2 separate regions of the Homo sapiens genome follow, and region 2 is linked to region 1. A link is a loop called in an ENCODE intact Hi-C map of the cell type or tissue named here. Cell type or tissue: K562. All regions are shown on one strand. Links, peaks and the distances in the headings refer to the core of each region. The heading gives the core; the rest is flanking DNA. Region 1 has its middle 31 kb from the start of IL37. Region 2 overlaps NT5DC4 (5'-nucleotidase domain containing 4).

The links. Peaks named below come from ENCODE experiments on the same cell type or tissue, not always from the same donor. Only the 100,000 strongest peaks of a DNase experiment are listed, where the experiment ranks them.
Region 2: it touches region 1 in a loop (4-fold over the local background); 3 of 110 quality-filtered maps call a loop at or near these places.

Annotation. Positions count from the first base shown.
Region 1 is chr2:112,940,501-112,943,410 of GRCh38, forward strand. No RefSeq gene overlaps it. Among named protein-coding and RNA genes, the nearest start is that of IL37, 31 kb to the left of the region's middle. In K562, for the core only: CTCF peaks have their summits at 1,436 (motif pointing left) and 2,322; a DNase peak (open chromatin) is centred at 1,431.
Region 2 is chr2:112,725,688-112,728,597 of GRCh38, forward strand. It overlaps NT5DC4 (5'-nucleotidase domain containing 4), which reads left to right. Exons shown (of 17, transcript NM_001393655.1): 14 at 551-602; 15 at 991-1,051. Among named protein-coding and RNA genes, the nearest start is that of NT5DC4, 6.1 kb to the left of the region's middle. RefSeq lists enhancers at 408-1,127, 1,128-1,846. In K562, for the core only: CTCF peaks have their summits at 541 (motif pointing left) and 1,216 (motif pointing left); DNase peaks (open chromatin) are centred at 545, 1,184 and 2,484.

The DNA.
Region 1 (2,910 bases), core at 100-2,599:
AGGGATTGGGACATCTGGGCTTTCTGTTGTTGTAGAAGTTTGTCCTTGCAGGGATTACCAAGCCACTTCCTTAGCTGTAAACATCTTAGGGCCATGGGTCCTGACTGGCAAGGAATGTGTCTTGCTAGTTTTAAGATGGGCTTGATTTGAAAATGGTGTCCATCTGGCTCTCCTAGGCTCCTGCTTTCCTAACAGTAAGGGTAAATGCTATGTTATGAAATGTCATTTCTGCCTTTAGCTTGCAAACTCTTGATGGTGAAATTCTCCTGTCCGTTTTCAGTGGGGTATTTATTCTGCATCCACGTCTTCACAAGGAGCTGAAAACAAATTGGATGGAAGCAACTGGGTTTTATGGGACACGTTAATGTTTTAATGTCATTTGGTGTGGAATTCAGATGTCCAAGCAACATTTTACACTACAAATCTGCAACTTTAATAATCACTCAAAGTACCTGAACCTCAATGCTTTCAGACAGACTTGGTATAAAGCCACCACCTCTTTCTATTATGGCAGCCCTATCCTGAGGACACAAATTTCTGCAGGGCTTCTGGCATATCTCTGATTAAACAAATGTCAACAAGGTTAAAACAAATGTCATCTCTGATTTGTTTGTTTTAAAGCCTGGATTTACTCATTGAATATTTCACTCCTACTAGCATGTCTTGTAGTAGTTTTCTTCAGGGACCCTAATTATTGCTATTAAAAATATGTGTGCAGCTACATGTTTTTTTTTTATCAATTTGCAATGAAAACTTTAATTGAATAATCTATTAGTGTTATTATTTGAAAGTGAAATCTTTTCCTTTTGCTTTCTTGTTCTCACACATAGTGCAGACAGTTTCCACACGGGCTCATAAAAGGAATGATTCTGCCTTGTGTGAACTTTTTGCCTTTATTGTTAATTGCACCATTTTGTGACTGGCTTCTTGACCCTGTTGTAACCAAGCTCATAATGTACATTATTTCTTATTTTGCAGTTGTAGACACTTGAGGAAGTTCCCATTCTTTGTTTCTTCTTGCTTTTGTTCCCTGTGATAACTTTTTCATGCAGACATTTTTTTTTTTTTTTTTTTTGAGACCGAGTCTTGCTCTGTCATCCAGGCTGGAGTGCAGTGGCATGATCTTGGCTCACTGCAACCTCTGCCTCCCAGGTTCAAGAGATTCTCCTGCTTCAGCCTTTCTAGTAGCTAGGATTGCAGGCGTGCACTACCACACCCAGCTAAATTTTTCAAATTAGCCACCCCACCTGGCTAATTTTTGTATTTTTAGTAGAGACAGGGTTTCAACCATGTTGGCCAGGCTGGTCTCGACCAGGTGATCCACCCGCCTTAGCCTCGCATAGTTGCAGGTGCTATTCTGAGCTCAGGGCTCTGGCAGCTACAAGCCCAAGATGCGGTCTCCAACATGTGGCCATTCAATGTCATGGCGCCCTCTACTGGTCCTGGGAAGCGCAGCTCTGCCAGTAGCTCCAGCAGGGCACAGCTGTTAAGTCGTGATGTTCTACAGGTGACCAAAGGGCAATCTCTGGACTCCTTAGCCGCTAGGTCCTCTCTGTAGCAGGACCCAGGAGAAGGCAGGGGCTGAGGATGGCTCTCTTAGACATTTGTGATGAACCAAACGTGTGCATTCATGAAACTTCTGTGAGCAAGCAGGTGAGTAGAGTTGGGTTATAAAAAGTCTTAGGGTCTCACTACAGAGATGGACTTGCTGTGTAGATGGTGCAGAGCCGCTGAAGAGTTCTACTTGGGGTAATGGTGTGATTGGGTTTGCGTTTTAGGAAGATTTCTTGGCCAGAATGAGGCGGGCAACCCAGAGCAGGGAGTGGCCAGAGGTGGGTGTGCAGTTATGGGCCAGTAATCCAGGTGATAAATGGTGTCTCTGAGCTTCAGGTGGGGGTGCCACATGTCTCCATCTGCTCTGTACCCTTGAGACTGGCCTTATGGGCTGCCTTAGTGGTCTGTTGTCCTCTATCTCCTGGTTGGGCTCAGGCAATGGGAGATCAGAGGGAGGAAAGAGAGCTTGGTTAGAGTGCACCCGCGCCCCTTCAGGTTGGCAGTGGCCACATTCCCCTATACAGAAGGCCACAGTTTCTGTCAGTGGCCCTCCCACAGCCCCAGCTTTCTCAGTGGGCCAGCCACCTCCCCATCCCTTGCTCCTCCTCCTCCAGAGAGGGTTGTGGATTTCCACTGTCAGCAGTGCCTGGAGCTCCACCATCTCCTGCTGCTTCCTCTGGACCTGCCTGCAGTTTTATAAATAACCTTTCCTTACATTACCTCTAGCATGCACCTTTTGTGTGTATACTCTGCCCCCTGTCAGCACATGACTCATGCCAAAGAGTTTGAATTTTTTTCTCCAGGCAACGGGAGGTCATTGGAGGATTTTAGACATTGAGAACAGATGTGTATTGTGGAAATATCTGTCTGACTGAAGTGACCAGGATGGTCCAAAAGAGCGAGAATTTGAGGCAAGCAAACCATCAGCAGGCCAGCAGCAGAAATCCAGGTCATAAACAGGGAAGCTGAGGCTCACAGGGTTGGATCAGGGAATGGGAGAGGGAAGCCAAACAATTCCATGAGCATGTCAGTTGCACATATGACTTGGTAACTATTTTTATTTTTATTTTTATGTTTTGAGACAGAGTCTCGCTCTGTCACACAGGCCAGAGTGTAGTGGCATGATCACAGCTCTCTGCAACCTCTGCCTCCTAGGTTCAAACAATTCTCCTGCCTCAACCTTCCAGGTAGCTGGGACTACAGGTGCGCACCACTACACCCAACTAAGTTTTGTATTTTTAGTAGAGATGAGGTTTCACTGTGTTGGCCAGGCAAGTCTCAAACTCCTGACATCAGGTGATCCACCCACCTCGGCCTCCCAGAATGATGGGATTACAGATGTGAGCCACTGTGCCC
Region 2 (2,910 bases), core at 142-2,641, 210 kb before region 1:
GAGGAAACAGACAAAGACATACAGACCCAGAGAGGCTAAGCGGCCTGCCCGAAGTCACACAGCCAGTAGGGGGAAAGCTGAGAGTCAAATCCACTTCTCCTGACCCAAGAATCCCGTGGTGTTTCTGCAGGCGGTGCCTTCCTCCTGCACCTGACCCCACCCTCCCCACCCACCCCAAGGATGTTCAGTGAGTGGAAGGTACACACCTTCCACCCAGGTATGACTTGAAGTCATCCTCCAGGGCAGGGAGTTGTGTGAGCCCACACAATTTGGGCTTTGTCCTGAGAGCTGAGGCTTTAGGTTTGAGTCATTGCCGTGTGACCTCAGGAAGGTCACCTGACTCCCTCACCTGTCCCATGGGGCCTACGGGGCCTATGCTGTCCCTGCCTCAGTCTGGGCAGAGTCTCACGTGATGTAAGGGGCCAGGGGTGTTATGCACACAGCTCAGGGTGTGCAAGTCCTCCGCTGGGCCAGGGCAGACACAGGCAGGCAGGGCCAGTGGGTGACACAGGCCGTCACTCACCCCCACTGACCCCTGGTGGCTTTTCAGAGCGGTTGGAGGAGCTGAAGAGACTGGACACGCACCTGGCAGACATATACCAGTGAGACCCTGGCCTTTCTGGGGGTGGGATGGGGCAGGGAGAGGTATGGAGGGGCAGTGGCTCACATCCCTGCCTGGCGGCGAGGTCCCGGCCAAGGTTGTCAGAACATCAAGATCTGTTTCAGGCTGGGCTTCCCTAGCAAACTGAATGTGGGGACCCCTCTCACCCCCTTGGGACTGCTCACACTCTGTGACCTCTAGGCCCTTCCTCTGAACCTATCCAGCACTCAGGGACCTGCCCTCGCACGCATGCACACACCCAGCCCGGCACCCCCACTGGATGCCCGCACGGTGTCCCCCCACCCGACCCCTGCTGGGGTCTAAGGAGACTGTCCTGGCACTCGGAGGCTCTGTGCCTCCCCTGGGTCACCTAGCTATTTTTGTACCAGGCACATGGATGGGAGCAGTTGTGAGCTGCAAGTCATCAACTTCACCAAGAGAGAGATCCAGGTGGGAGCTGGGTGGCGAGGGAAGGGACAGGCCCAGCAGGGGCGGAGCCGGGTTCACTTCCCCACTGCTTGCCTGTCGGCTTTGTCCTCGGTGCCAAAGGCCCAGTTACCCCATTCTCCTCAGCCTCGCCTGGGCTCCACCTGCCTTGTCAGCCAGCGCCCTCTGCTGGCCGACATTCCAAAGGGCAGCGGTACCCTCTTGAAGGGCTGAGTTGAGCCTGATTTGCAGGCTTTGCCTCCAGTCCCACAGTCTTTGCCAATCACCCTGCCCGGGAAGTGCCTGCGTGCTAGCTGGGCCCTTATTGACTGACTAGCCAGTTCTGATAGGAAATGTGATTTAGGGCCAGTGAGCCCAGGGTCCTTGGAAAAGAGAAGAAAAGACAGTGTTCCCTTGTGGCATTACTGACCGGCCACCAAAAAGCTGGAGGTGCCCATGGGTCAGCCAGGTGGAGGGAGTCAGGTCACTTGGTCATCCCAAGCCCAGCTGGGGCCGATCACAAAGGGTCTTTGCAGAGCCTTTTACAAAGCACAGCCGTTTGATCTTCCCCACAGCCTTAAGAGGTGGATGGAGCAGGGATTGTCACCTTTATTTTACAGATGAGGAAACTGAGGCTCAGAGAGAGGTCATCCTGGGAGTAAATGTTGGAACCATTCTCTAGGCTCTAAAAGCAGACAGGAAACAGGGCCTGGTGGCGGGGTGGGGCCTGCCAGGATAGTAGGAGCGAGGCTGGGGGTGTCGCCTTGCCAAGTCCTCTGTTGGACTCAGATGGTAAATGAAGCTGTGGGTTTAGTCCTGGGTGGTCCATCTTCAGGGCCAGGCAGGTAACTGTGATGGAAAGCTGCAGCGGGGCCTGTGGCAAAGTGAGGAGCTGCCCCACCTCCAAAAGCCAAGTGTGCAGCCTGTGGGTCTACAACATGCTGCTCCTTCCTACAGAGAGTCACAGGTTTCAATGTCCCCCGGTGAGAGGCCCAGAGAGGCCAGGGTTGCCCAGAAAGGGAGTAGGCCAGGTCAGGCCTAAGCGGGCTGGGATTTCAATTCAGTGTGTTGCCCCTCTGGCCAGAGGGTCACCCAGGAGCTGGACCTGTGCTACAGCACCATGGGCAGCTTGTTCCGCTGCGGTTTCCGCCAGACACTCTTCTCCAGCCAGCTGATGCGCTATGCCGACCTCTACACTGCCGCCTGCCTCGACCTCCTGTACTTCCGAGTGAGCTCAGCTCTCTCGGGCGGCCCCGGAGTTGGTGGGTCCCTGCGGAATCTCCACGGCTGTTTGTGAACATTTATCCTAGAAGGACCCACTGGTCCCCAGCCTTGCTAGGAGCTTGCAAGGTCACCAGCCCTAATCTCCCACCTTCAGACTCAGTGGGATCACAGTCTTGCAGATAACTGTCTGTGTCTTAACAGACGCATGGGAAGAGTTAGGTTTATACAGATAAGATGCCTCGGCAGGGATGTTCTTCCTCATGCCCAACCTTAACTCCTGCTTTAGATTGAGACCACACTATCTCGTCATTTCCTTGGTAGAAAGGATATCAGTTGCAAGGAGGAAGGCACAGTCCTCCTACCCTCAGTAAACATACAGTGGCTTCCGAAGGGGTGGAGGAGGCAGCAGATGATACAGTAAACACTCTGGCTGGTTTTCCTCTGGGAGACCGGAGGATGCTTCTGGGTTAAAAACAGGGTGGTAGAGGTGGCTACGATGGCACTGGGCAAGGGTTAGTAGGAGTCATGGGACTGGCCAGCTCAGGGCTTCCCTGGAACCTGCACGTGTCAGTCCTCCCAAGTTGGCATCATCATTTCCATTTGATAAGACGTAGAGCTTGCAGTTTAGGATCTGAACTTGAAGCTAGACCTCTGAGGCT